2 separate regions of the Homo sapiens genome follow, and region 1 is linked to region 2. Evidence: chromatin loops called from intact Hi-C (ENCODE). Cell type or tissue: A673. All regions are shown on one strand. Links, peaks and the distances in the headings refer to the core of each region. The heading gives the core; the rest is flanking DNA.

Region 1 (15,735 bases), core at 2,512-10,511, 73 kb after region 2:
AGGGCCTTTGGGAGATGAATAAATCATAAGGGCACCTCCCTTATAAATTGGATTAGTGACCCTATAAAAGAGGCCCCAGAGAGTTCTTTTTCCCCTTGTGCTATGTGAGGACACTGCCAAAACGCAGCAGTCTATGATTTAGGAGGCAGGTCCTCACCAGACACCAAATCTTCCAGCACCTTGATCCTGAACTACTCTGCCTCCAGAACTGTGAGAAATAAATTTCTGTTGTTTATAATCCATCATGCCAACCTGTGGTATTTTTGTGATAGTAGCCTAACCATGCTAAGACAGAAAATATCCAGAGTCCCTGTATTGGTTCATCATCACATTGCTATAAAGAACTACCTGAGACTGGGTAATTTATAAAGTAAAGAGGTTTAATTGGCTCACAGTTCTGCAGATGGCTGTACAGGAAGCCTGGCTGAGGAGGCCTCAGGAAACTTACAATCATGATGGAAAGCGAAGAGAAAGCAAGCATGTCTTACACGGCTGAATCAGGAGGAAGAGAGTGAAGGAAGAAGTGCTACAAACTTTTAAGCAACCAGATCTCAGGAGAACTCACGAAATTAAACTAGAAATCAATTACAGAGAATATCAAGAAAGATATTTAAATACTTGAAAAATAAACACCATATGTCTCAGTAAGCCATGTTTCAAAAGTCATAGGGAAGTTATAAAATGTTTTGAATTGAATGAAAATGAAAAGACAACATATCAAAAAAATTTTTCTTATTCTAAAAAAAGCAGGATACATGTGCAGAACGTGCATGTTTGACACATGGGTATATGTGTGCCATGGTGGTTTGCTGCACCTACTGACTCATCCTCTTTAAGTTCCCTCCCCTCACCACTCACCCCCAACAGGCCCTGGTATATGTTGTTCCCCTCTCTGTGTCCATGTTTTCTCATTGCTCAACTCCCATATATGAGTGAAAACTTGTTTGGTCATCTGTTCTTGTGTTAGTTTGCTGAGGATGATGGCTTTCAGTTTCATCCATGTCCCTCCAAAGGACACGATTGCATTCCTTTTTATGGCAGCATAGTATTCCATGGTGTGTATGTACTATATTTTCTTTATCCATTCTATCATTGATGGGCATTTGGGTTGGTTCCATGTCTTTGCTATTGTAAATGGTACTTCAGTAAACATATGTGTGCATGCATCTTTATAATAAAATAATTTATATTCCTTTGGGTATAAACCCAGTAATGGAATTGCTGGGTCAAATGGTATTTCTGGTTCTAGGTCCTTGAGGAATAGGCATACTGTCTTCCACAATGGTTGAACTGATTTACATTCCCACCAACAGTGTAAAAGAGTTCCTATTTCTCCACAGCCTCGCCAGCATCTATTGTTTCCTCACTTTTTAATAATTGCCATTCTGACTGGCGTGAGATGGTATCTTATTGTGGTTTTGATTTGCATTTCTCTGATGATCAGTCATGTCGAGCTTCTTTTCATATGTTTGTTGCCTGTGAAAATGTCTTATTTTTAGAAGTGTCTGTTCATATCCTTTGCCCACTTTTTGATGGATTTGTTTGTTTTTCTCTTGTAAATTTGTTTGAGTTGCTGACAGACTCTGGATATTAGACCTTTGTAAGATGGTTAGATTGCAAAAATTTTCCTCATTCTTTAGGCTGCCTGGTCACTCCGATGATAGTTTCCTTTGCTGTGCAGAAGCTCTTTAGTTTAGACTCCGTTTGTCAATTTGGGCTTTTGTTGCAATTGCTTTCTGCATTTTTGTGATGAAGTCTACCCATGCCTGTGTCCTGAATGGTAGTGCCTAGGGTTTTGATGGTTTTCTTCTAGGGTTTTTATGGTTTTTGGTTTTACACTTAAGTCTTTAATCCATCTTGAGTTAATTTTTGTGTAAGGTGTAAGGAAGGTGTAAGGAAGGGGTCCAGTTTCAGTTTTCTGCATATGGCTAGCCAGCTTTCCCAGCACCATTTATCCGATAGGAGATCCTTTCCCCATTGCTTCTTTTTGACAGGTTTGTCAAAGATCAGATGGTTGTAGATGTGCGGTGTTATTTCTCTGTTCTGTTCCATTGGCCTATATGTCTGTTTTGGTACCAGCACCATGCTGTTTTGGTTACTATAGCCTTGTAGTATAGTTTGAAGTCAGGTAGCGTGATGCCTCTAGCTTTGTTCTTTTTGCTTAGGATTGTCTTGGCTATACAGGGTGTTCCTTGATTCCACATAAAATTTAAAATAGATTTTTCTAATTCTGTGAAAACTGTCAGTGGCAGTTTGATGGGAATAGCATTGAATCTACAAATTACTTTGGGCAGTATGGCCATTTTTACAATACTGATTCTTCCTATCCATGAGAATGGAATGTTTTTCCATTTGTTTGTGTCCTCTCTTATTTCCTTGAGCAGTGGTTTGTAGTTCTCCTTGAAGAGGTCCTTTGCATCCCTTGTTAGCTCTATTCCTGGTTATTTTATTCTCTTTGTAGTGATTGTGAATGGGAGTTCATTCATGATTTGGCTCTCTGCTTATCTATTGTTGGTGTTAAGGAATGCTTGTGATTTTTGCACATTGATTTTGTATCCTGAGACTTTGCTGAAATTGCTTATCAGTTTCAGGAATTTTTGGGCTGAGATGATGTGGTTTTCTAAATATAGGATAATGTCATCTACAAACCGAGACAATTTGACTTCCTCTCTTCCTATTTAATATCCTTTATTTTTTTCTCTTGCTGATTGCCTTGGCCAGAATTTCCAATACTGTGTTGAATAGGAGAGGTGAGAGAGGGCATCCTTGTCTTGTACCAATTTTCAAAGGGAATGCTTACAACTTTTGCCCATTCAACATGATATTGACTGTGGGTTTGTCATAAATAGCTCTTATTATTTTCAAAATTTGACAATGTAGCTAAAGTGGTGCGTAGAGGGAGACTGATAGCTTTAAATGCTTATATTAGAAAAGAAAACAGAATTCACATGAATTATCTAACCTCCTTCTGAGAGAAAAATAGAAGAACAAATTAAACCAAAAGCAAATAGAAGAAAGGATAATGAAAATGAGAGCAGAAATCAATGAAATTTAGAACAGAAGAAAAAGAAAACTAATTTACCCAAAGGCTGATTGTTTAGAAATTTCAATAAAATTAATAAATTTCTAGTTAGAATGACCAAAAAAAAGAGAAAATGCAAATTACAAACAATAAGAACTAATAAAGAAACATCACTACAGACTGTACTGACATTTAAAGAACAAAGGGATGCTGTGAACAACTCTAAGCCCATAAATTAAACAACCTATATGAAATGGACATATTTTTAAAGACAAAACTACCGAAACTTACTCAAGGTAATATTCATATGATACTCAACGATCTATGCTATATAGAGGAAATTTCAGTAAAAGGAGAGTATTATATAACACAGGAGAGAGAAATCTCTTATTCAAAGCATATTTTAGTTTTTGCTATTATACTTTAGTAGCTAAATACATATTTCTTATAAATACAATTGTTGTTAAGTCAGAATGGTAATATTAAGAAGCTCACATTGACTTTTATTTAATAAAACTTGTATACCTTTTTAAAAAGTCATTTCTCTGTACTCCAGTAAAGTAAGGAAAACTGGGATATAATTATTATTATAAGCTACACATAATTTTTCCTCTTAAACATTCTGTTTTCATGTTGTTTGTAAAGTTGATTTTTTAAAAAGTAATTTAGTACTTTTTAAAATCTAGAAACTCATCGGACTTTTTTTTGTCATAGAAGTTTGAAAAATTCCACCAGGATTTCTCTAGATATGGACTTCTTTTGCATTCTGTTTGCCTGAAACATGAAAAAAAATTATTAAATTTCTCAGTGAAATTTTCATTAGATGAATTTTTAGACAATTCAGATAATTTTATTTTGTGATTTCAATATGGCTAGAACTTTGTGCAGTTTTATTTTCACCTATAAAAATTTTTATTAGCCATTGAATAGTGTTCTTGCGTGGTCTTTCAAGTTAATATTTTTCACTTACCCTCAGTCGAAAATGAGAAGGTAAAGTTGAGTTAGAAATTTTCTGTAGCATATATTCTCTACCCAATGATTGCATTGTATTTTAAATTCTTCATATTATACATCTGAATAATTTATAGAAAGCTCTCACAATGATTCTTCCTTCAGTGGGGACTGTTTGACATCCTGTGTATACAGTGTGAATAAAATGTTCATGTAATATACTCACACTGAATCAAAGGAAATAACACTTTGGCTGGCCTTGACTGAATCTTATTTTGCTTTCCTCTTTTAAGTTTTTGTTTTCAGTATTTCTTTCAGTTTTACATATCTTCAGGAGGTGTTAGAATCATTTACTATTTAAATGACAGACTATTAAATTGTTATCTTATAAATTAATTCTGGATTTTGGTATTTTGCATTGAAAGTTAAATGGTATTGAGACCCAAGACATATTCCAAACAGGTCATGAAGTCTAATTAACCTTTTATTACATTCAACTACTTTAAGTTACATGAACTTGGCTCTGTCCTCTAAATATAACAATACAGTTTTGGCATCTCATTAATAAACAGGACAGCATTTATTAACACTGCTATGTAACTAAAGTAAAACTTCATCAATTCAAATCTCAGGGAACCAGAAGTAATCAAGCTAGACCTAAACAGGAACAAATTATCTGACATCATATTTTAGCGGCAGGAGAGCTGAGAAGCTAAACAACTTGCTGTTTCTGTCAAACAATCTTGATTACTTGTCAGTGGAGAAGAAGTTGGTAGGGTATGGAATGAAAGGTTAATTTACTTGCACTCACATAACCTCTCCCTCTCTTCTTACAGAAAAATAATCAAGGTCATTAATTGAAGTTCTGCAAGTCAATTTCTATAAATTCATGACTCACAGGATCATATATTTTAAATTACAAATATAATAGTATTTGAGGTCATCCATGACAAAACATTCTATATAATACTGTTTATTATTATTTTTATCTGACCATATTTTCATTAAACGTTTCTAGACTAAAAACATATACACTTTTGTTAGTCTTGCACCAGAATTCTAATATGAAATATTTATTTGCTCTTCATGTATTCATTCATAAAATATCCTTCCTTTCCTTCTTATATTAACCGTGTCTATCTATATTTTGATGTTTTGACATCTGAGGCCCTGCTGACCCTAGAGGAAGTCAGCTCACTCCAGGATTAGCCAGTTACTAGAGAGAGTAAACAACTCACCTGCGAGCACAACTTTCATATGCAAATCAACCAATGCACAGCTTACACTCTGTACTCTAAGCCACTATCCATCTTCCCTTAGCATTCCAGGGCTAGGTCCTAGACAACTAGAGACAGCACCTATGACCCTGATCCTGCTGTAATTTCTCCCGAGGAAACCACAATAAAGGCTCTTGGCTCAAGATTTTCCCTCTCCCTTTGCCTCCTGACTGCACCTCCCCCACCGCATGCTGGCCTATGTGAGCCCCTGTGTCTCCATCTGTAAGTATAACACATTATCTTTTTGTTGTTTTTTAGAGATAGATTCTCACTCTGTCACCCAGGGTGGGGTGCAGTAGGGTGATTATAGCTCATGTCAACCTCAAACTCCTGAACTTAAATAATCCTCCTGCCTCAGCCTCCCAAGGAGCTTGAACTATAGGCATATGGCATCATACCCAGTTAATTCATTTATTTATTTGTAGAGAAAGGGATCTTGCTACGATTCCCTGGCTGGTTTTGAACTCCTGGCCTCAAGTAATCTTCCCACCTTGGCCTCCAAAGGATTATAGGTGTGAGCCACCATGCCTAGCCCACAAACTATCTTTTCAATGGCAATCATCTCCTGATCTGTTGGCCTTAACATAACTCAATAATAAAACCTATTAAAACTCTCTCTCTCTTTTTCCTTCCTTCCTTCCTTCCTTCCTTCCTTCCTTTCTTCCTTCCTTCCTTCCTTCCTTCCTTCCTTCCTTCCTTCCTTCCTTCTTTTCGTGTGTGGAAATATGTAGAAACCAGTGGCTATTTAAATGAGCCATTACTAATTAGCAAAATGTTGTACTGTCTTGGCTAGGCTATATAAAATAAATTTTAGCAAAATGAGTACTACGAATTTTGGATGGACATACGTCCTTTCATACTTAATAATCCTGAGTGTGAAGAAATACTTCTAAAATCTGCCTTGAGTTATCTAAACTTTAGATGAGTGGGTCAGTCTTCAAATATCAGTTATAGCTTTAGAAATAAGGGGAAATTATTCACCAGAGCACTTAAATAACAGCATATGTTCTTTTCTTTTTATTAACTATAAACAAATACCAAGTTTAAATGTAAACTTTGACTACTAAAACAAAATATGGGTACAGAGTTTTAAAATGGTGCCAACCTCACTTTACCCTTTACATTTTGGTTTTTGTAAGTACACTTACGCCATGGCAGAGAAGTTTAATCATGGATTTAGAAAATGTAATCATCAAAATTTGCTGAAATCAAAGAATAAAAGGGTGAATTAACATTAAAATTATTTTCTCAGCACCTTAAGAAAAGTCATCTCTAAATTAGATTTTTTTGTTACCAATTACAGAAAATATTTGTGAACTCCATTTTATTTGGATTGCATACCTTTTAAAATGTGTTCAGCTTTTTGGTTTTTCATTTCGTTTTGTTGACTTTATCTTTCCACTTAAGTTTTAGCCTAATTCCATTTTATTTTTGACTTTAAGCCTTCTATATTGTTCTCACTGATAACATCATTTATTTCTTAATTCCTCAATCTCCTACTTTCCTTGTTTGCTTGTGATCGATTTGCCCACTCTTTCCTTTTCTCTTGGGGAAGATACTCTCATACTCATTCATTCTCCCTTTTATTCACTTGTGAATTTTTTTCTGGGCACTTACCATCTGCCAGTAATAATAGGAGTCCCAAGGGACACAGAATGACAAGACAATTTCTGTTCTGGAAGAGATGAGAAAAAGAATGAAAAGCCACTAATCAATTAAGATGAAATGTGAAAATTGTTGTAATGAAAGTAAATAGTAAGTGCTATGTGCAAACAGTAGGCAAATTACCAAACTCAGAGGAATGAGATAAAGAAGATTTTCACAGAGGCGCGGATGTTAGTGAGGAGCACTGTAGGATAAATGAAAATTTTCAGGGAAAAAGGGGGAATAGAACATTTGTGACAAAGTTACCAGAATCGTCTAATTGAGTATTATAAAACACCAAGATAGAAGGTAAGCACAGAAAGGCTAGAATTCTGGTAATACTCAATTTATTCTCTTCTCATGTCTATTAGTCAACCTTATCTGACCTGTCCTGTTCCCCAGAAAGCTACCTCTTTGGCCTGCTTCTTCTTACCTCCTTACTATTTTGGCTTCTATTTGGGTTCAACCAAGGGTTGGCACTGGCAGGACACGAGGGTGGGAGGAGAGAATAAAGGTGCATTACTTCCTCACTCCCTTCCTAATTCCATGGAGATGTTCTGGTAGAAGCTCTGTCCCTCCATGACTGTAGCGTCCCCCTAGATGGCCCCTCCATCTAGGGCAAAGGAGCTATGGATTCCTTCCCCCTAGAATTGGCTCCTCCACGTTTCCAATTCTCACTGAGCTCCAGTAATGTCTTTCCTCCCTTGTCTCTTTGACCATTGAATTGGCAATGGCTTTCTACTGTTTCTACTTCTGGGGATCCTACCAATACTTTATTTGTTCAAATCCCAGCTGCAACTTTTCAATACCTCCAATCAACAATTTTCATTTTAGCCATCCGAGTTACATGTTGTACTTTGTAAGTATTCTTACTGCCATGACAGGAAGAAGTTTAATCGTGAATGACCTTTAAAATATCAACTATTTTAAAAATCTTGTTATAACCTGATTTAATATAATCTTGGGTTTCAGTATCTATTTGTATAAACAAAGAAATAAATGACAAACCAGAAAAAATAATGATGGAAAGCATGCAAACATTAAAGCCCCCAAAATCTTAAAAATCTCTGAATATCAAATAAGATTTCTGAGTCAAATTTGGTTATGAAACAAAAGGTAAAAGGGAGTCTTAATTTTTTTTCAGAACTAAATACAAAGTCTAGTAGAAACATTCACAAAGACACAAGATGATTGGGTCTCTAGGTAGATGGTATTATCAGCCCAGAAACAAAAATAGCAAGACATCATAAGCAGGGACTTTGTGGGAGAAGTTATTCTAGCTGTGCCCTTTTCTTTTCCTTTATTGACCTTGGGATAATAATCGTCTATCCTGTTGATGTAGAAGGTCAAGAAACAACAAAGCCATCCAGAATCAGCTGATAACAAAATAGTAAGATTAGGAGATGTCTAAAGAGTAGCTCAGATTAAAAATAATAATAATACATATATAAAAAGCAGGCTTTTGGTGCCCTGGATATGCAAATCCCATTTCATAAACTCCATTTCCTGGAGGAAAATATCTCCAGGTTAGGTTACAGAGTAGGAATAGTGGGTAAATGGAGCAGGATAAAGTGACCAGCCAGGATTGCAATACCATAAACTACACCTACTGTACTGCGCCTCCAATCTGCTCCCTAAAGTTACCTGCAAGAGTATGTGAGAATCCTGGGTTTTTGCCTGGCCCCAAATAAACAGCAGAGGCCAGGATAATTATAACTGATAATTGATAATGAATAAAAAATAAAAATATATGATAAGTGAAATTCCCAATGGTATATGAGCCTCTGTGTGTGTGATATATTTGTATAACGAACCATCAATGAAATTCAATCATTATGAAAGAAAAATAAGCTAAAGCATCTATACCAGAAAAAAAACAGAACTAATGAATGAGGTAGACTAATAATGTAACTTAAACATAATAATTACTGCGATGGTTAATATTAGGTGTCAACTTGATTGAATGGAAGGACGTCTAGATAGCTGGTAAAGTATTGGGTTTTTGCCTGGCCCCAAATAAATAGCAGAGGCCACGGTAATTATAACTGATGATAACTGATAATGAAAACAAAATAAAAATACCTGATAACTAAAATTCCCAATGGCATATGAGCCTCTGTGTGTGTGATATATTTGTATAATGAAACATCAAAGAAATTCAATCATTATGAAAGAAAAATAAGCTGAAGAGTCTACACCAGAAAAAAAAAAAAACAGAACTAGTGAATGAGGTAGACTCATAATGTAATTTAAACGTAATTACTGTGATGGTTAATATTAGGTGTCAGCTTGATTAGATGGAAGGATGTCTAGATAGCTGGTAAAGTATGAGGCTTGGGTGTGTCTGTGAGGGTGTTGCCAGAGGAGACTGACATTTGAGTCAGTGGACTGAGAGAGGAAGACCTACACTCAATCTGGGTGGGCTGCTAGAACAAAGCAGGTGGAAGAGTGTGGGCTAAGCTGGCTTGCTGAATCTTCTGGCTTTAATCATTCTCTGATGCTGGATGCTTCCTTCCATTCTTCATGCCCTTGGATATCAGACTCCAGGTTCTTTGGCCTTTGGACTCTTGGACTTACATCAGTGTTTTGACAGGGCTGTTGGGCCTTCAGCCACAGACTGAAGGCTACACTGTTGGCTTCCCTGCTTTCGAGGCTTTTGGGCTTGGACTGACCCACTATTGGCTTCTTTCTTCCCCAGCTTGCAGAAGGCCTATCATGGGACTTTGCCTTGAGATTGTGTGAGCCAATTCTGCCTAATAAACTCTCTTTCATATATACACATATCCTATTAGTTCTGTCCCTCTGGAGAACCCTGACTAATACATAGGCTGTAGGAGAAATAGATAGAAACCAGGAGTCCAGATGGAAACAAGCCAGATGAGAGGTGACAATCACCAATAACTTTTACAGAGATGAGAGAAGTTATTGAAAATATAAACCAAAAAAAAAAGAAGTTATATGTTTTAAAGAAAAGAATCAACTGGAACTGCTGAATATGAAAAATATATGTAATTGTTGAAATAACAAAGTCAGTTGAGGTACAGAATAGAAGAATGTTTCCAATTAGAAAATGCACTATTTAGTAACAAATCGTAGGAAAAAAAAATTATTCCAAACACATGGGAAAGAGATAGAAGAAATGAATGAGAAAGAAAAAGATAAATAGAGATGAAATAGCTATTGTTATACCGATTTAAATGACCTCCCAGAAGAAGTGGAAGAAGGGAATAAGATTTCAAAACTTCCTTATAAAAACATCTTAAAATGTAAAATAATGGCAGAGAATTTTTCAGAATTAAAGAAAGTTGTAAGATCTCGATTAAAAAGAGTTTATAAGTGCCAATAGGACAAGTTAAAACACATACACAAACACACAGGTAAACATAGTTCAGTAAAATTTTAAAAATATCAAATACAAGTAGAAAACTCTATATCCAGGAAGGATAAACATTTTACATACAAAAAGCACATCGTAGATGGAAAAAGGCATGAAATAATATTTGCAAACATCTGGCAATTTAAAAAAAAAAGAACTTTAAGCCCACAATTACATTCCCAATTACACTATTAGTTAAAGGAAAAGTGAAATAAATATATCATCAAATATATATTTGTATGATTATGAATAATAAAATTATTTTGAAATAACAACTTTCCTCTTTAAAGCACTTTCGGAAGAACTGCACCCACAAAAGGTGGCATAAATCTTTGAGGTTACTTCTTTATAGAATGTTTCATTGGGAAAAAAATAGTAAATATATGATTATATAAATAAGCAATGACTAAAAGTTATGTAAAATAGCACATCCACAAAAGTTCAAAACTAAAACTCCACATGAGAGGGAAAGACTAGAGTGAGACCAAAACAGACCAAGGCAGTCTCTAATTTTAAAGAAAGGCATATATTTTAATAAGTTTTAAAAACTGAGAGAAGGAAGTAAACATAACATGAGTCCTATTATTAGAGGCATAATTAATGACAGAATATAAATGTAACACAGTTGTTAGACCAGCAAAATAGCATTCAGTGCAAGCAAATAGAAAATGAGTAGAAATAAAAATTGATATTAAAAAAGATACATAAGATAGGAGAAATAAGCTCTAATATAAAAGTAGTGACAATAAATCTATATTAATTTAACTCATCAATAAAGAAGGCCCATACATTAGATAAAAATATTGAGGAATAATTTGCCTACAGGAGAAAAATTTAAATCAAGGAAATGCAGAAAGATTGAAAATAGAGGATGAAAAATATGTACTGGAAATAACAAGCTCATGTAAAACAAGAGTGGAATTTTACATTGGCAAAATAGAGATGAAAGCAGAAAAATTAACAAAAAATTTATAAGACATCAACAGAAAAGTTTTATAATGAAATTTATATTTAATAGTTACCCAAATATACAATCTCAGTGAGAGATAATTTCCTTACACCTCAGAGAAAATACACATTATTTTCTAGCACCTACCTTCACAAAGTCATTAACAGAATAATTCTCAGAGAAAGTATGAAAGAAAACACTCCAAAGATTCAGCATTGTAGAGACTCTGTTTTTTTCTACACTACTATGTAATTGTAAATTGACAACAAAAATACAACTATAAAAAAATCTATGTATATAGAAACTAAAATGTATATTAAATAGCTCTTGCCTTAAAAGAGAAATCATCTTTCGTATGGGGGTAGTCAAAGCATTTCTTGAAAGGAAGCTTATAACATTGAATACATTTATGAAAATTCTATAAACTGCATATTACCCAGAAACCCCACTAAAGGGCATAGAAAGAAAATCAAATTGATTACCAGCTCTAGTTCACAGACAAGAAACTTAACATTGGAAAACTGTCAATTATCTCCAAACTAATCTATAAATTCAATGAAATTCCAATAAATTACTAGAATAATGGGGAGGCTCTCATATAGGTCCATAAAGGAATCTGGTTTCAATAACTTGGAAATGACCAGATTGTTCATCTCTAGGGAAGATGTCTAGGAAAGAATACTGCGTGAGGATTAAAGGTTATGGTATGATATAGAGCAAAAAGTGGTTGAGTATGAAAAATAATACAATTATACCTAACATAAAATGTGATCAATTGATACACACAAAAAACACTATGTATTTTTTCAAAGCTATATGTATATGCAGCTGCTCTAGTAAATACATTTGAGTTATATATAGGAAGGGCAGAGTAGATGCAAAACAAAAAGAACACGAAAAGTTTGAGAAATGAATTGGAATAATAAAATTTTTTATGAAGATAGGTTTATGTAGATCGATGGTGGTGGCTTCATATAATTGAGGGGTAATGTCAATCTATGCACCAGAATTACAATAATAATAAAAAATTATTAATAAACATTTCACCCCTTGACAGTAAACTAAACGTTCACATATGTTGACAAATCCCTAGTTTCACTGCAGAGACCTCTGAGAGTTCCTGACAGCAAAGTATTCAGTATTCACAGAGACTATGCAGCCCTACCTCTACGACTGTTGCTTCTTCAGTGGGTCCCACTGCAGAGTTGGGGAGCACTGAACGGCCACTCTAGTCAATGCTGCTACCAGGACTGGAGCAAGAGGGGCTCACCTAGGTCCCAACCCTCTTTACATTAGCCCGATCCCACCAGACGTCTCCCTGTTCCAACTCTGTTTCACATTTGGCCATTAGGATTAAAAGCTTGTCTTTTGTTTGTTTTTCTGAAATGCTTTGTTATTTTCCTACATTGATTTTTTATCATTTTTACTTAAATGTGGACCTAAGGTTGAGTGTCGTGGCTTAGAGGAGGTCAAATATTGCCCAAAAGAATTTATTAAATTTTTTAAAAGTCTTGCCAAAATGAATTGCTGAGAAACACAAGTTTTGTTTAGGAGATCTACTTTGAAAATAAACTTTTCAGTAAGGTTTTCATTTAGTTTCTAATGAAAATCAAAAAGAAAAAAATCTTTACATTCTCTTATATTAAAAAAAAAGTCTTCGAGGAAATATTTTTTGTGAAACAGAGACTTACTCTGTCACCCAGGATGGAGTGCAGTGGCAAGATCTCAGCTTACTGCAAACTCCTCCTCCCAGGTTCAAGTAAGTGATCCTCCTGCCTCAGCCCCTACAGATGCATGCTACCATGCCCAGTTAACTTTTTGTATTTTTAGTAGAGACGGGGTTTCACCATGTTGACCAAGCTGATCTCAAACTCCTGACCTTTGAGGAAATATTTTGAGGCTACATCATGTAGAAAAGTAGTTACTCAGGGAAGCCTACAAACATACAAAGATATAAATATATGTATTAGATTTCATTTAGTATAAAAATAGAGAACTAAGAAGGGTTTATTCTGTTTTAGCACTGACTTTTGGGGTTATGGGACAATACTAAGTGAAAGATATATTAAATTTGGCACTATTAAAATTCGGTATGAAGATTAAAAATGGTTAAGAACTTTTAAAAGTTGAAATACATCTTATGATCATGGTTCTAAAACCTGAGTTTATGTGTGATTCGATGGGGGCTTAAAAAAAAATACTGTTTTCTAGACCCTAGCTAGACCAAGCTACTGGGATACCATGTGCAAATATTTAAAGGTAACTCAGTTGCAACATTTTATGAAAATTATCAAAAAGAGAAAAGTTGAAATAACAATTTTATGGGTAATATGCCCATCATCTAGATCCTACAATTAACATTTTAGCATACTTGCTTTATATACACATCTATCTAACCATCCACCTTATTTTCTATGCATTTCAAAGTTTCAGACATTGGTATACCTCCTCCTGCTCCCAAATACTTCAGCAGGTTCAATACTTCTTTACTTATCTTTTCAGTTAAAATTAATATTCAATGCAATATGCAAATCTTAGATGTACGACTCAATGAGTTTTGACACGGGTAATAGAAGGGTCATAATTCCAGAGATGCCAGTAGTTTATAACTCAATTTTCTGTTGAAATAGTCTGTTCATACAGCTCTATTTCAGGCACAAAAACAAAATCACCCATATCTTAATGAGTGGTAGAAAATGACTCCCCAAAATGTGTGTTTATTATCACCTAGAAATGGCTGTTAAAATTCAACTGTCTTTTTAAGCAGTTCGTGAATACAACTTCCTTCTTACAACTTTTCCTGAGCTTTTCTATCAGGAACTTTCCATTCTGCGCAACCGCAAACAAACATATGCAGAGATCATGCTATAGATGGATACGTAGGTGCATTGTATATCACACTATGCAATCTAATTTGGATTTTTGGTTAGTTGTGTTAATCCATTGCTCTCTGAATGCAGGAAGATTATGTCACGAAGTACAGTCCACGGTCTACATGAGGCCCTTAATACGTGAGAGCTGACTGGTTTGCATGTTAAAGTTAGGAATGGGGACCTGCTTTGTTTGTTCAGATGGTCTTTCAATACCTTTAGTAGATACTGAATCTAACAGATATTACTGCACTTGCCTCATGAATAACTCAACTGGAATCCACGTTTACAACAAATAAGTGATTTCTTGCTCATCCAACTTTAAAAAATACATGGAAATTGCATTTAGGAAAGGAGATTAATTCTTAATTTCAGTAATTTTTCTGGAAAACTTACTCTGTCAATAATACGATAGATTGGCCATGTTTAAAATGTTGCTTGTTGTAGTGCTTGAATTTCAGCCCTAGATGAATATTGTCAAGAAACCCAAAACAGTGATATGAGTAATTTAGCTGCCACGTAGAAAGTACAAAACAACTGGCCGGGCGCGGTGGCTCACGCCTGTAATCCCAGCACTTTGGGAGTCCGAGGAGGGCGGATCACGAGGTCAGGAGATCGAGACCATCCTGGCTAACACAGTGAAACCCCGTCTCTACTAAAAATACAAAAATTTAGCCGGGCATGGCTGCGGGCGCCTGTAGTCCCAGCTACTCGGGAGGCTGAGGCAGGAGAATGGTGTGAACCCAGGAGGCGGAGCTTGCAGTGACCCGAGATTGCGCCACTGCACTCCAGCCTGGGTAACAGAGCGAGACTCTGTCTCAAAAAACAAAAAAAGAAAAAGAAAGTACAAAACAACTACTTAGGGTTCCTGTTTCCATTGTCCTGCCCTTGGATCCTAACCTGGGTAACCAATAGTGACCGGTGTGTGCAATATTTTAATAAGTCAGTTTTCTCCTTACAGCTGTGTAATTTTCAGTGGTTATAATTGGATATGCCCACATCACATGTGTAGAGAAGCAAATATGCCTCCTCCAGTACAGAAATTTGATGATTATGCATTGCTGCGTCCCATATCGTAGCTCATCTGTGGTTAAATAGAGGCTTTCATTCAACAGAGCTATCAGTCTGGCAGCTTTCAAAAATACTACATTCATGGTAAGAAGAAAAATGTCCTAAAAAGAAATTGAGTAAAATATATTGGTTAAAATTTAAGAGTAGATAAATAGGCTTGACCATAATCAACTGTGAATTATTTGTGGTTATCCTCATATAAATGATAAAAATAAATTGTCTTATACTGTAAGTAAAAAATGCATTTGTTAAAACTATATAGATAAGAAATCTGTATATCTGTTATATTCCATTTTTGAATATGGCTCAAATTTTCCATCAAATTATATAACATTTCATATTCTGACATATTTTAATATTCATTTCTGGCAAAAAAAGAAGAGAAAATCATGGTAAACATTCTTTTTAGAAGGTTGCACTGAGTAAAATGTTCCAAAATAAGCTATAAATGAATTAACTCAAGGGTGGAAAATTCAATTTAAATAATAAATTAGAAACATATCAGAAATTAGATTCTTATGTTTTAGGGTAGCTTTAAAAACTTACTTCTGCCCAAGCCTGTTAATTCTAGCAAT
Region 2 (15,735 bases), core at 2,541-10,540:
GTTTAAAGACTGTTTTGTCAGAAACTAGGATTGCAACCCCTGCTTTTTTCTGTTTTCCATTTGCTTGGTATATTTTCCTCCATCCCTCTATCCCAAGCATACGTATGTCTTTGCAAGTGAGATGGGTCTCCTGAAGACAGCATACCATTTGGTCTTGGCTCTTTATCCAGGTTGCCATTCTGTGTCTATTAATTTGGGCATTTAGCCAATTTATATTTAAAGTTAGTATTGTTATGTGTAAATTTGATCCTGTCATCATGATGCTAGCTTGTTATTTGGCAGACTTGTTCAGGTGGTTCCTTCATAATGTCACTGATCTATGTACTTCAGTGTGTTTTGTAGTAGCTGGTAACTTTTTTTTTTCTTTCTATATTTAGTGCTTCCTTCAGGAGCTCTTTCAAGGCAGGCCATTGGTGATAAATTCCCTCAGCATTTGCTTGTCTTAAGAGGATCTTATTTCTCCTTTGCTTATGAAGCTTAGTTTGGCCAGATATTAAATTCTGGGTTGGAAATTCTTTTCTTTTAGAATGTTGAATATGGCCCCCAATCTCTTCTGGCTTGTAGGGTTTCCACGGAGAGGTCTGCTGTTGGTCTGATGGGCTTTTCTTTCTGGGTTACCTAGCCTTTCTCTCTGTCTGCTCTCAACATTTTTTCTTTTATTTTTACCCTGGAGAATTTAATAATTTTTTGTCTTGGGGTTGACATTCTTGTGGAGTAACTTAATTGGGTTCCCTGCATTTCCTGAATGTTAATGCCGGCATGTCTAGCTATGTTGGGGAAGTTCTCCTGGCTGATATCCTGAAATATGTTTTCTGACTTGGTTCCATTCTCCTCATCTCTTTCAGGTATATCAATCAGTCATAGTTTCAGTCTCTGTAAATAATCTCATATTTCTTGGAGGTTTTGTTTATTTTTTTTCATTCTTTTTTCCTCTAGTCTTGTCTGCATGTGTTGTTTCAGGAATATAGTCTTCAAGCTCTGAGATTCTTTCCTCTGCTTGGTCTATTCTGCTACTGATACTTATAATTGCATTGTGAAGTTTTTGTGTTGTATTTTCAGCTCCATCAGGTTAGCTATGTTCCTCTCTAAATGGGCTGTTCTGGCTAACACTTCTGTATTGTTCTAATATGATTCTTAGCTTATTTGCATTGGGTTACACCATACTCCTTTAAGCAAAGTTCATTATTACCCACCTTCTAAAGCTTATTTCTATCAGTTCAGCCATCTCAGCCTCAGTCCGGTTCCATGCCGTTGCTGCAGAGGTGTTGCCATCATTTGAAGGAGAAGAGGCACTCTCTTTTTGAGTTTTTAGCATTTTTGTGTTGATTACGTCTCATGTTTGTGGGCTTATCTACCTTCAATCTTTGAGGTTGCTGACCTTTGAATGGGGTTTTTGTGGGGTCTTTTTTTGTTTGTTTATGTTGTCATTGTTATTTTTGTTTGTTTTTCTTTTCACTAGCAAGCCACTTTTCCAAAGGGCTGTGGTTTGCTTAAGGTACACTCCAGACCCTAGTCAACTTGGTCCCTCCTGCATCTGATGGTATCATGAGTGAAAGTGCTTCTCTCAGCTGTGTTTGTGGGTTCCTTTGGCTGTGTGCCACTCCTGGGTGGGTCATTGCCCCGCTATGCTTTTCTTTATTCTCCATGAGTTATTTGCCTAGTCAGTCCTAATGCAACAACCTGGACATTTCAGTTTAAGGTACTGAATTCCCTTGCTGGTTTTCTTCCTCTCCATGAGTGCCATGGGCTGTAGCTGCTTCTAATCAGCCATCTTGGCCCCTCCCTGAAAATCCTATTTCCAAATCTTTTAGTAATAGCCATCCTAATGGGTATAAAGTTGTGTCTCATTGTAAGCTTAATTTGCATTTCCCTAATTATTTTATGATGTTCAGCATTTCTTTTGTATGCTTATTGGCCATCTATACATCTTCTCTGGAGAAATGTCTATTCAATTTCTTTGTCCATTTTTAATTGGGTTGTTTGATTTTTCTTGATGATGATTTGAAGGAATTTTTGTTTATTCTGAATATTAGCTCCTTACGAGATATATAATTTGCAGCCTATTCTATGGGTTGCCTTTTAACTCTGTTGATAGTGTCTTTTGACGTTCAAAGTTTTTTTTTTTTTTTTAATGCAGTCAATTTTGTCTATTTTTACTTTTGTTGCCTGTGCTTTTTTTTTTTTTTTTTTCCTTTGGTCATAGCCAAGAAATCATTTCTAAATTTAGTGTCTTGAAGCTTCTTCTCTATGTTTTCTTCTAAAAGTTTTATAGTTTTAGGTCTTACATTTAGGTCTTTGATAAATTTTGAGTGATTCTGCATATATGGTGTAAGGTAAGGGCCCAACTTCATTCTTCTGCATGCAAATATCCACCCTTCTCAACACAATTTGTTGAAAAGACTGTTCTTTTCCCATTGAATGGTCTTGGCATCCTTCTCTAAAATCACTTGGCCACGTATGTGAGGGTTTATTTCTGGCATCTTTATTCTATTCTATTGATATATATCTTTATCTTTATGGTGGTACCACACTGTTTTGATTACTGCAGTTTTGTAGTAAGTTTTGAGTTGCTCTTTTTTTGAAGATTATTTTGGTCATTTGGAATCCCTTTAGACTCCACATCAGTGCTAGGATGGATTTTCTATTTTTGCAAAAAATGTCATTGGGACTTTGATAGGAATTGAATTGAATCTGCATTACTTTGTGTAGTATTTATATCTTAATTGTCTTCCAATCCATGAACACAGGATATCTTTTCACTTCATGATGTCCTTTTTAATTTCTTTCAAAAACGGTTTGTAGTCTTAAGAGTGCAAGGCTTTCGCCTCCTTGATTAAGTTTATTTCCAAGAATTTTATTTTTTGAGGACAAAATATGATTTTTCTGAGGATTGAAAATAAATTATGCCAAGCAAAAATATACAGATACCTTATGCATAACAATTCCACACATTATACATAGGTACATCCCTTTCAAAAAGGGGAGCATAACTCCCCACCATTTAAGTGTGAGGTGGCATAGTGTGTTCCTTCCAAAGAATACAGTATAGAAAAGGGGAGGCAGTAGTATTTGTATTGAAATCTGACAGACACTGTCTCATGCAGGTGCTCAAGGTTAGCATCAACAGTGATAAGTCATGCTGATAGCATATATCCTTGAAATGATGTGCTGAAAATGGTGCTTCCATGTTCCTCCCCCCAAAACCCATAATCCTAATCTAATCATGAGACAAACATCCGAAAAATTTCAACTGAGGGCCATTCTATAAAACACCTTGCCAGTACCCCTCATAATTGTGAAAGTCATTAAAGAGAAGGAAACTCTGAGAAACCATCACTGCCAAGGGTAGTGTGAAGAGACGTGACAACCAACTGCAATGTATTATACTGGAAAAGACCTGTAGCAATAATGAAAAAGAGAATATTAGGTAAAAACTGAGGAAATCTGAATAAAATATGGACTTTAGTAAATAATAACATCTTAATATTAGTTCATTAATTGCAACAAATATACTATACTAATGTAAGGTAATAATAGAGGATACTGGCTGTGGTGGATATGGGGACTCTTCACTACTTTATGACTCTTCTGTAAACCTATAGGTAGTCTATAATAAAGTGTTTATTTAAAATTTTATATATGTTAACATAACTAATCATTAAGGAAATGCAAATTAAAACCACAATAAGATATCATCTCATACCTGTCAGAATGGCTGTTATTGAAAATGACAGAAGGTAACAAGTGTTGGTGACAATGTAAAGATAAAGGAACCCTTGTACATCATTAGTAGGAATGTAAATTTGTACAGCCACTTTAGGAAACAGTATGGAGGTTTCTTTAAAAACTAAAAATTGAGTTACCATATGATCCAGCAGTCCCACTTCTGGATATATAGCCAAAGGATTTTAAATCAGTATGTCAAAGAAATGTCTACACTTCTGTGTTCTTTGCAGCATTATTCACAATAGCTAAAACATGAAAACAGCCTAAGTGTTAATCAACAAATGAACAAAGTAAAAATAGCATATATACACAATAGAATATTATTCGGCCTTAAAAACTGAAATTCCATCATTTCTGACAATATGGATGAATCTGGAGGACATTATGCTAAGTAACATAAGTCAGAACAAATGACTGCATGATCTTGCTTATATGTGGTACCTACAACAATTGGACTGAGAATCACAGAGAAGAATGATGTTTGTCAGAGATGGAGGGTTGTGGGGAGTGGGGATGTGTTGGTCAAAGTTTCAGTTAGACATAAGAAATATGTCTTTTAAGATCTATGACACAGCATATTGACTACAGTTAATATATTGTATATTTCAAAATTGCTAAGAAAGTATATTTCAAATGTTCTCATTGCAAAAAATGACAAATATTTAAGGTGATTGATATGTTAATTAGATTGATTTAACCATTTCACATTGTATACATATAACATTTTATAATCCCTAAATATACACAATTATCATTTGCCAATTTATAATAAAACAGAAAAAAATAAAAAAATAAATAAATAATATAAAAATGATTCATGGATGACATTAGCCTATTTAAAAGCTCAATAAAAATTGGCTCTAATTATGATGATGTTTTTGTTATTTGACTATATCGTTAGCCAGGTCACATCTACTCCCACAAAATTTGATTTCTAATATAGATAATCCTGCAAAGTGTATTTTGACCACAGGGATACTTCTTATTAAAGGATTTTTGGCTTTTTCAAATCATAATGCAATGGGGAAAGAATGGCTTTTTCAATAAATGGTGCTCAATCAATTGGAAATTCACTTGGAAAAAGTTATATCTTATGATATTGACAATAAAGACAAAGAGAATTACTATTGAATAAAGGGCATTTCATAACGATAAGGGCATCAATATATCAAAATGATATAACACTGCTAAATGTGTATGAATCTAATTTATAGAACTTCAAAATGGATGAAGCAAATTTGACAGAATTAAAGGAGGAAATGGAAGGATATTTTTTAACAATCCACACTCAGTAATTAGGAAAACAAGTAGACATGAAAGATATCAGTAAGGTTGGATGACATAAACAACAATATAAGCCACCTTGACTTAATTGGCATCTACAGACCCCTACATGGAATAACTATAGAATCACATTATTTTCAAGTATGTATGGTATGTTCACCAAGATAAACTTTAGACTGAGTCATAAGTTTCAATCCATTTAAGGAATTGAAATTATATGGAGTATGTTTTCTGACTGTATTAGTTTACTCGACGTGTCATAATAACATACCATAGAGTGGGTTACTTCAATAACAGAAATTTACTTCACACGGTTCTAACCACTGGCAAGTCCAAGATCAAGGTCCTGGCAAGGTGGGTTTTATTCTGAGGCTACTTTTCTTGGCTTGTAGACTGTGTGCTCTCATGCCCCTTCTGTGTGTGTTGTAGAAAGACCAAGATCTCTCTTTCTTTCTCTTTTTGTGAGGCCACCAATCCCCTTGGATTAGGACCCCAACTATATGACCTCATTTGAATTTAATTACCATATGTATACTTAGCATATATATGTTCATATATATATGAAACAAAGTGTTAGTAACTTGTATGAGTACTTTGACTCCAGCATTGTTTAAAAGGATAATACATAAAGTCCACATAGGGTTTGTCCTGGGAATTCGAGGTTCATTTTTACGTTTAAAAATTTACCAGTGTAATTTGATCTTACTAATAAAGGTGAGAAATTATATGATTATATGTCAACAAAAAAATTTTTGAAACTCCAATGCCCATTTATGATAAAAACTAGCAGCATACTAGGAATGAAAGAAAACTTCCTCAATCTGATAGAGTTTCTATAAAAAAACATTATGCATCATGAGAAACATTGAAGAATCCTGCATCTTTAACTGATAAGTCAGTAACTGCTTTTAATGTCAATAAAGAAATTGGTTAAACTGTCACTTACTGTGTTTTAGGACTAAGACCATTGTATAATAACATGAGAACTTCAAGAAATTTGATACAGAAAATTGGATAGGAAGTCTTCTGGGATTACTTCCAAGATACAGACCAAAGCCCACTTGATCGTTAAAAGAAGATTCAACCTTCCTAACAGTGTCTTTCTGCCTGTAGCCAACAATTCAAGATGGTTAAGAGTCAGAAACTCATGTAATTTCTTGGATTGCAAAGACCTTTTTTTTTAAAAAAAAAAAAAAAAAACTCAATCTAAGAATATAACTGCATAATATTTCTGTCATTGTAATTTGATAACCTAATGCAATTTTCGGAATTCAAATAGACTGGCAGCCAACCTCTCTTTAAAATATATTTAGGTTTTGAAATATTTTAAAATAGAAATTATAATTTTCAATTTTTAAGCCAGTCAAAATTTACAATTGTTCAATCTTTAAGTCAATTTCAGAATCTGTGTCCTACCAGACTAAAATAAAAACTAGACTGCCTAATTAACGTAGTCACTTTATAAACCCCTCTATGTGTATCAGTAATGAGCATACATCCAAGCAGCAACAGAATGCAGGGCAGATTGGGTGGGCAAAAGGAGCTCACTTCGCTGTCAAAACTCAGAGCCTTTGCCCTCACTGTCAAGTGAGGGCACATGTCAATTCACATGCAATATGAATTGCTCTACATAACAGGTTGTTTCTTTTCTCGTTTTTTTATTAGGGAAATTTTTATTTTTTTTAATTTTCTTCTAATATTTTATATTTTCTTTTGTTGTTGAGAGTTAAATTACTTATTTGGGGTGATGAAATTTCAACTTCATTTCTGGCCAAGAGAAATGTAAATCACCCAGGGATATTAGATTTGAGACTAGAAGCAGCAACTAAAAGAGACTGTCTATTCTGGTGAAGAGTTGTGTACATTTTAGCTTCTTAAGAAATAGTTGCACTGCATTATGTGATAATATTTTTCAACTGTATATAAGAGAAGGTAGGTGAATGTGCATTCTATGCAAACAATGTGTGGAAAGTAGTAGATGCCTGTTGTTTTTATATATTTTGAAATCCTATTTGTCACTTTTTTATGAGTAATTCAATGTCGAATCCAATGAACAACCACTTCTTAGGGGCTGCTGTGTGTTGTCTATCTCCAATTCACCTTCTGTACATTACAAATGAAGGTACATGATTCAAACTAGCAAGGGGCTGTATTACTCCCCTGACCACACTGAATATATAAGGGTGAGTATATGGACCTTGGCTTTGGATATATGGGTGCTGAAAGACAGGTTGTTTTCTATTTCTGGTGTAACAAATTACCACAAATGTAGTGAAAAAAACAACAAAAATTTATTTTCTTTCGGTTCTAGAGTTTATAAGTCTAAAAGGAATCTCATGGGGTTAAAAACAGTGTCAATAAATCTGGTTCTTTTCCTTGCATTTTCAGCTTCTCAAGGCAGACAACAACCTTGGCTTTTGACGGCATCCCTCCAATTTCTGCTTTCATTGTCACAACACCTATGCCGCCTGTGATGCTGCTGCCTCCCTCTTATAAAGACCCTTGAGATTACATTGAGCACACACACATAATCCAGAATAAATTATCTCTGCATTTCAGGATCCTTAATTTAAGCACATCCGCAAAGTCCCTTTTGCTATGGAAAATAACATATTCACAGATTCTGAAGATTAGGATGTGGACATCTTTGTGGGGAGCATAAGTTGGCCTACCCCAGTGTGTCTTTTTTAATTTCATAGTTGATATATTACTATATTTGTAAGTTTAGAGTTATTAGCTGAGATTATTATTGACAGGTAGGAAGAGCTTTTCTTAAAGGCAGTGATCAAAGGGAAACTGAGGGACACTGAACCAAGATGGAGAATCAGAAGCAGCTGTAGTCCGCAGCACTCACAGAGGGGAATGAGAAGGGGCAAGTGAATTTATCACCTTCAACTGAAATATCCAGGTTCTTGAACAGGGACTGACTAAGCAAACAACAAGGCGACCCACAAAGAAGGAAGAAAAGCTGGGTGGGGTGGCAGGCAGTGGCCTACCCGGAGCAGCACAGAATCAAAGGGACTCCCACCGCCAGCCAAAGGAACCAGTGAGCGATTGTGAGACCCTACACAAGAAACCACGCTTCTCCTACAGATCTTTGTAATGCATGTATCAGGTGATCCCCTCGTGGGCCCATGCCACCAGGCCCTTGGGTCTGATACACAGAGCTGTGTGGAGTCCCTGCAGAGCAGCTGTTCAGGCACATACAGAGGCCCAGTTTTACGTACTCTGGCTCTGGTATCTCCTGCAAGACAGGAATTCCATCCATATATATTCCTAGGAAGAGGGCTGAATCCAGGGAGCCAACAGTGTCAGGCCTCACTTCCACGGCACCTCACAAGTTAAGTAAGATCCACTGGCTTAGAATCCCAGCCAGCCAATGCCAGTGGGTTGGAGTCCGCCTAAGACGGGTGTGAATTCCTGGAGAAAGGGATGGCTGCCATCTCTGCGGTTCAGTTAACTCAGCTACTTCAGCCTGCCAGCTTTGGAGAATACAGGCAATCCAAGATGAGGAATGGTACCCCACAATGCAGCACACTTCCTCTGCCAAAAAACAGGCAGACTGATTTTTTGGGCAGGTTCCTGACACTGTTCTTCCTGACTCGGTGAGACCTCCCAATGGGGGTCTCCAACCAGCTTCTACAGGTGTGTGCAGGGCAGCAACAAGTCAGTACACCCTGAGGCGGAGCTTCAAGAGGAACAAGCTGGCCCCCATGTTTGCTGTTTCACAGGATTCACTGGTGATAACGCCAGGTATGGAAGAAACTGAGGCCACTAGGGTCTGGAGTGGACCCCAGCAAACAGCAGGATCCCTGCTGTAGAGTGGCCTGACTGTTAGATCAAACAAAAAAACAAAAACAAAAACAAAAAAAACAAAACAAAAAACAAAGAGGCAGGGTGTGGTGGTTCATGCCTATAATCCCAGCACTTTGAGAGGCTGAGGTGGGTGGATCACCTGAAGTCAGGAGTTTGAGACCAGCCTGGCCAACATGGTGAAACCCCATCTCTACTGAAAATGCAAAATTAGCAGCTCATGGTGATGATGGTGCATGCCCGTAATCCCAGCTACTCAGGGAGGCTGAGGCAGGAGACTCACTTGAACTCAGAAGGCAGAAGTCACAGTGAGCCAAGATCATGCCATTACACTCTGGCCTGGATGACAAGAGTGAAACTTTGTCTCAAAATAAATAAATAAATAAATAAATAAATAAATAAATAAATAAATAAATAAAATAAAATAAAATAAATAAAATAAAAAGAAAGAAAAGAAAAGAAAACAAACAGAAAACATCAACAAAATGACCCCATGAAAACCTCATTCAAAGGTCAGCAACCTCAAAGATCCAAAGTAGAGAAGCCCACAAAGATGAGAAATAATCAACAAAAAAACGCTGAAAACAAAACGACAAAGTGCCTCTTCCCCTCCAAATGACTGCAACACACTCCAGAAAAACACAGAACTGGGCTGAAGCTGAGAAGGCTGAATGACAGAATTAGGATTCAGAAGGTAGGTAATAATGAACTTTGTTGATCTAAAGGAGCATGGTGTAACCCAATGCAAAGAAGATAAGAATCATGCTAAAACAATAAAGGAGCAATAGCCAGAATAGCCAGTTTAGAAGAACATAACCTACCTGATGGAACTGAAAAACAATACAAGAACTTCACAGTGCAATCACAAGTATCATCAGCAGAATAGACCAAATGGAGGAAAGAATCTCAGAACTCGAAGACTATCTTTCTGAAATAAGACAGGCAGACAAGAATAGAGAGAAAAAAAGAATGAAAAGAAACGAACAAAACCTCTGAAAAACATAGGATTATATGAATAGACCAACCCTACAACTGATTTGGGTACCTGAAAGAAACAGGGAGAAATAAACTAAGTTGGAAAACATACTTCAGGATATCATCCAGGAGAATGGATGATAGCAAGACAGGCCAGCATTAAAAATCAGGAAATGCAGAAACCCCTGTAAGTTACTCCACAAGAAGATCAACCCCAATACACATAATCATCAGATTCTCAAAGGTCAAAATCAAAAAAAAAATGTTAACGGCAGACAGAGAGAAAATCCAGGTACCCTAGAAAGGGAAGCCCATCAGACTAACAGTGGACCTCTAAGCGGCAGCCCTACAAACAAGATGAGATTTGAGGCCAATATTCAACATTCTTAAAGAAAAGAATTCCTAACCCAGAATTTTATATCTGGCCAAACTAAGCTTCATAAGCAAAGGAGAAATATTCTTTTCAGACAAGCAAATGTTGTGTGAATTCATCACCAACAGGCGAGCCTTATAAGAGCTCTTGAAGGAAGCACTAAATATGGAAAGAAAAAACTATTACCAGCCACTGCACAAACACACTGAAGTACACAGACCAGTGATACTAGGAAGCAACCACATAAACAAGTGCAAAATAACCAGCTAGCATTATGATGACAGTATCAAATTAACACAACAATATTACCCTGAAATGTAAATGGGCTAAATATCCGAATTAATAGGCACAGAATGGCAACCTGTATAAAGAGCCAAACCCATCAGTAGACTCTCTTCAAGAGACCCATCTCATGTGCAAAGACTCAAAATACAGGGATGGAGGAAAATTTACCAAGCAAATAGAAAATGGAAAAAAGCAGGAGTTACAGTCCTAGTTCTGACAAAACAGACTTTAAAACGATGAAAATCAAAACAAAGAAGGACATTATATGAAAGGAAAGGGTTCAATTAAACAAGAAGAGCTAACTATCTTAAATATATATGCATCCAATACAGGAGCACCCAGATTCACAAAGCAAATTTTAAGAGACCTTCAAAGAGACTTAGACTCCCACACATTAATAGTGGGAGACTTTAACACCACATTGACAATATCATACAGATCAAAGAGACAGAAAATTAACGAAATATTCAGGACCTGAACTCAGCTCTGGATTAAGTGAACCTGATAGATATTTACAGAACCCTCCATCCAAAAAGTGCTGACTATACATTCTTCTTGGTGTCAAATGGCACTTACTCTAAAATTGATCACATAATCAGAAGTGAAATAGTCCTCAGCAAATGCAAAAGAACTGAAATCATAAAGAACAGTCTGTCAGACCACAGCACAATCAAATTAGAATTTAAGATTACGAAATTCATTCAAAACCACAAAACTACATGGAAATTGAACACCCGGCTCCTGAATGACTCTTGGGTAAATAATGTAATTAAGGCAGAAATCAAGAAGTTCTTTGGAATTAATGAGAACAAAGAGACAACATGCCAGAATCTCTGGGACACCGCTAAAGCAGTGTGTTAAGATGGAAGTTTGTACCACTACATGCCCACATCAAAAAGGTAGAAAGATCCCATGTTAAAAACCTAATCTCTCAACTAAAAGAACTAGAGAACCAAGAGCAAACAAACCCAAAAAATAGCAGAAGACAGGAAATAACCAAGATCAGAGCTGAACTGAAAGAGATAGAGACATAAAAAATCCTTCAAAAATCAATGAATTCAGGAGGCAGTTTTTCAAAAAAGTAATAAAATAGACCACTGGCTAGACTAATAAAGAAGAGAGAAAAATCAAATCAGAAGTGATCACCATTGACCCCACAGAAATACAAACAACCATCAGAGAATACTATAAACACCTCCATGCACATAAACTAGAAAATCTAGAATAAATTAATGAATTCCTGGACACATACAGCCTCCCAAGACTGAACCAGGAAGAAATTGAATCCCTGAATACACCAATAAAGAGTTCTGAAATCAAAGCAGTAATAAATAGCCTACCAACATAAAAAAAGCCAGGACTAGATGGATTCACAGCTGAATTCTACCAGAGGTACAAAGAAGAGCTGACACAATTCCTACTGAAACTATTCCAAAAAATTGACAAGGAGGGACTCCTCCCTAACACATTCTATGAGGCCAGCATCATCTTGATACCAAAACCTGGCAGAGCAACAACAAAAAAAGAAAATTTTAGGCCAATATCCATGATCAACATTGATGCAAAAATCCTCAATAAAATACTGGCAAACCAAATCCAGCAGCATATCAAAAAGCTTATACAACACAATCAAGTAGGCTTCATCCACGGGATGCAAGGTTGGTTCAACATATGAAAATCAATAAATGTGGTTCATCACATAAACAAAACTAAAGACAAAAACCATGTGATTATCTCAATTGATGCAGAAAAGGCCATCAATAAAATGCATCATCCCTTCATGTAAAAAACTCTCAATAAACTAGATATGGAAGGAAGATAACTCAAAATAATAAGAGCCATATATGACAGATCCACAGCCAATATCATACTGAATGGGGCAAAAGCTGGAAGCATTCCCCTTGAAAACCAGCACAAGACAAGGATGCCCTCTCTCACCACTCCTAATCAATACAGTGTTGGAAGTTCTGGCCAGGGCTATCGGGCAAGAGAAAGAAATGAAGGGTATTCAAATAGGAAGAGAAGAAATGAAATTATCTTTGTAGATGACCGGATTCTATATTTAGAAAACCCCATGTCTCAGCCCAAAAGCTTCTTAAGCTGATAAGAAACTTCAGCAAACTCTGAGAATACAAAATCAATGTGCAAAAATTGCTAGCATTCTTATGCAGCAACAACAGGCAAGCAGAGAGCCAAATCATGAATGAACTTCCATTCACATTTGCTGCAAAAAGCATAAAATACCTAGGAATACAACTAACAAAGGAAGTGAAGGACCTCTCCAAAGAGAACTGCAAACCACTGCTCAAAGAACTCAGAGAGGACAGAAACAAATGAAGAAATATTCCATGCTCATGGATAGGAAGATAATGGCCATACTGCCCGAAGTAATTTATAGATTCAACGCTATTCCTAATAAAATACCATTGACATTCATCACAGAATTGGAAAATCTACTTTAAAATTCATATGAAACCAAAAAAAAGCCTGAACAGCCAAGGCAATTGTAAACAAAAGAACAAAGCTGGAAGCATCACACTGCTCGACTTCAAATGATACTACATGGCTACAATAACCAAATCAGCATGGTACTGGTAGAAAAACAGACACATAGACCTATAGAATAGAACAGAGAACTCAGAAATAAGACTGTACCCACCTAAAACCATTTGATCTTCGACAAACCTGACAAATACAAGAAATGGGAAAAGAACTCCCTATTTAATACATGATGCTGGGAGAACTGGCTAACCATATGCAGAAAATTGAGACTGGGCCTCCTTTTTACACAATATACAAAAAATTAATTCAAGACAGATTAAAGACTTAAATGTAAAACCCCTAACTATAAAAACCCTAGCAGAAAATCTAGGCAATACCATTCAGGACACAGTCACGGGGAAATATTTCACGATAAAAACACCAGAGCAATTGCAACAAAAGCAAAAATTGACAAATGGGATCTAATTAAACTAAAAAGATTCTGCACAGAGAAAGAAACTTCATCAGAGTGAACAAGCAACCTACAGAACGGGAGAAAATGTTTGCAATCTATCCATTGGACAAAGGTCTAACATCCAGCGTCTACAAGGAAATTAAACAAATTTACAGGAAAAAACAACCCCATTAAAAAGTGGGAAAAGGACATAAACAGACACTTCTAAAAAGAAGACATACATGTGGCCAAAAAACATATGAAAGAAAGATCAACATCCCTGATTATTAGAGCAAAGCAAATCAAAACCACAATTAGATAGCATCTCATGCCTGTCAGAATGGCGATTATTAAAAAGTCAAAACAACAAATGCTGGTGGGGTCACAGAGAAAAAGGAATGCTTTTACACCGTTGGTGGGAGTGTAAATTAGTTCAATTGTTGTGGAAGGCAGTGTGGTGATTCCTCAAAGACCTGGAAGCAGAAATACCATGTGACCCAGCAATCCCATTACTGAGTTTATACTCAAAGGAATATAAATCATTCTATTATAAAGATACATGCACATGCATGTTCGTTGCAGCACTATTCACAATAGCAAAGACATGGAATCAACCTAAACGCTCATCAGTGATAGACTGGATACAGAAAATGTGGTACATATACACCATGGAATACTACGCGGACATAAAAAGGAAAGAGATCATGTCCTTTGCAGGGACATGGATGGAGTTGGAAGTTATTATCCTTAGAAACTAATGCATGAACAGAAAACCAAACACCGTATGTTCTCACTTTTAAATGGGAACTGAATGATAAGAACACATAGGTACATGGGAGGAGGGAATGTCACACACTGGGGCCTATCAGAGGTGGGGGTGGGAGGAAGGAGAGCATCAGGAAGAATAGCTAATAGATGCTGGGCTTAATACCAAGGCTATGGGATGATTTGTGCATCAGACTAACATGGCACATGTTTACCTGTGTAGCAAATCTGTACATCTTGCATATGTACTCCTGAACTTAAAATAAAAGCTGAAAATAAAGATTTTCTACATTACAATCTCTGAATAAAAAAAAGAATTGGAAATAATAAGTGTTGGTTGGGGATATGGATAAATTGAAACCCTTGTGCACTGTTGGTGAGAATGTGAAAATGGTTCAGACACTATGAGAAACAGGATAGTGGGTCCTCAAAAATAAAAAAATGGAATTACTTTGTAACCCTGTAATTCCACTTCTGGATATAGACCCAAAATAATTAAAAGCAGGGACTCACACTGATATTTGTACAATTGAGTTCATAGCAGCATTATTCACAAGAGCCAATGGTAAAATTGACTCTAGTGTCCATCAACAGATGAATGGATAAATGAAATGCAATATATAAATACAATGGAATATTGTTCAGCCTTAAAAAGAAAAGAAATTCCGGCATATGCTGCAACATAAATGAACCTCCAGGGACTTTTGCTTAGTGAAATAAGTCAATTACAAAAATACAAATACTATATGATTTTGCTTATATAAAGTACCTAGAGTACTCAGATTTTTGGAGATGGAGATGAGAATGGTGGTTGGCAGGGACTACAGGAAAGGGGAAGTGGAGAATTATTGTTTAATGGGTACACAGTTTAAGTTTGGGAAAAGAAAAAAATTTCCCTAGATGTTTGGTGGTGGTTGGGTTTTCCTCTAGTTTGGTCTTGAAGTCTGTCTAGAGAGAGTGGCTATAAACTCTAGCCCTGCCCTGATGGGACTCCAGGTGTGTGGTTGTCTTTCATGGGATAGTTTTTTTTTTTTTTAATCATGGTGAATGGCCCAATGCCTACATGTCCAACCTGTCATCATGTGTCCCTCTCACAGGAAACCTGTTTAAACTGACAGATACCCTTGTGGCTCTTGTGTGACCTATGCCCAGTTTATTCCTACCAAGACAGCCACTGTATAGGAGAACGCTGATCAGAACAGAAGTTAGGTTTGGGTATCATCGGAGACAACAAAACAAACAAAATAAAATGAAACAAAACAAAACAAAACATTTGGGATAACAGAAGCAGAGTATCACTTACAGATCCCAGAGGTAAGAGAGCAACATGCCTCACAGGGCCAATGGGAAGGGGGAAAGCATCTGGGACTTGCATATGTGATCAGTGGGTGGGGAGAGGGAGAGAGAAAGAGGGAGAGAGAGAGAGAGGGAGAGAGAGAGGGAGAGGCGGAGAGAGACAGAGAGAGAGAGAGAGAGGGAGGGAGGGAGGGAGGGAGGGAGGCAGAGAGAGAGAGACCTGTTTGCCAAAGTCTTTATTGGGGTCCCAATAAAGTTACCCAAGCAGGTTTTCTGCAGGCAG

What was found. A loop is a pair of places that touch in the nucleus more often than their neighbours do. Peaks named below come from ENCODE experiments on the same cell type or tissue, not always from the same donor. Only the 100,000 strongest peaks of a DNase experiment are listed, where the experiment ranks them.
Region 1: a loop joins it to region 2, with 6 times the contacts of the local background. A loop is called at or near these places in 2 of 110 quality-filtered maps.

The regions. Positions count from the first base shown.
Region 1 is chr9:80,439,237-80,454,971 of GRCh38, reverse strand. It overlaps LOC105376103 (a long non-coding RNA gene), which reads right to left. Exons shown (of 3, transcript XR_929989.3): 2 at 6,868-6,925; 3 at 3,500-3,796. Among named protein-coding and RNA genes, the nearest start is that of LINC01507, 620 kb to the right of the region's middle. In A673, for the core only: no CTCF peak of the experiment used is centred there; DNase peaks (open chromatin) are centred at 5,771 and 6,891; H3K27ac peaks cover 3,145 bases.
Region 2 is chr9:80,512,140-80,527,874 of GRCh38, reverse strand. No RefSeq gene overlaps it. Among named protein-coding and RNA genes, the nearest start is that of LINC01507, 700 kb to the right of the region's middle. In A673, for the core only: no CTCF peak of the experiment used is centred there; no DNase peak of the experiment used is centred there.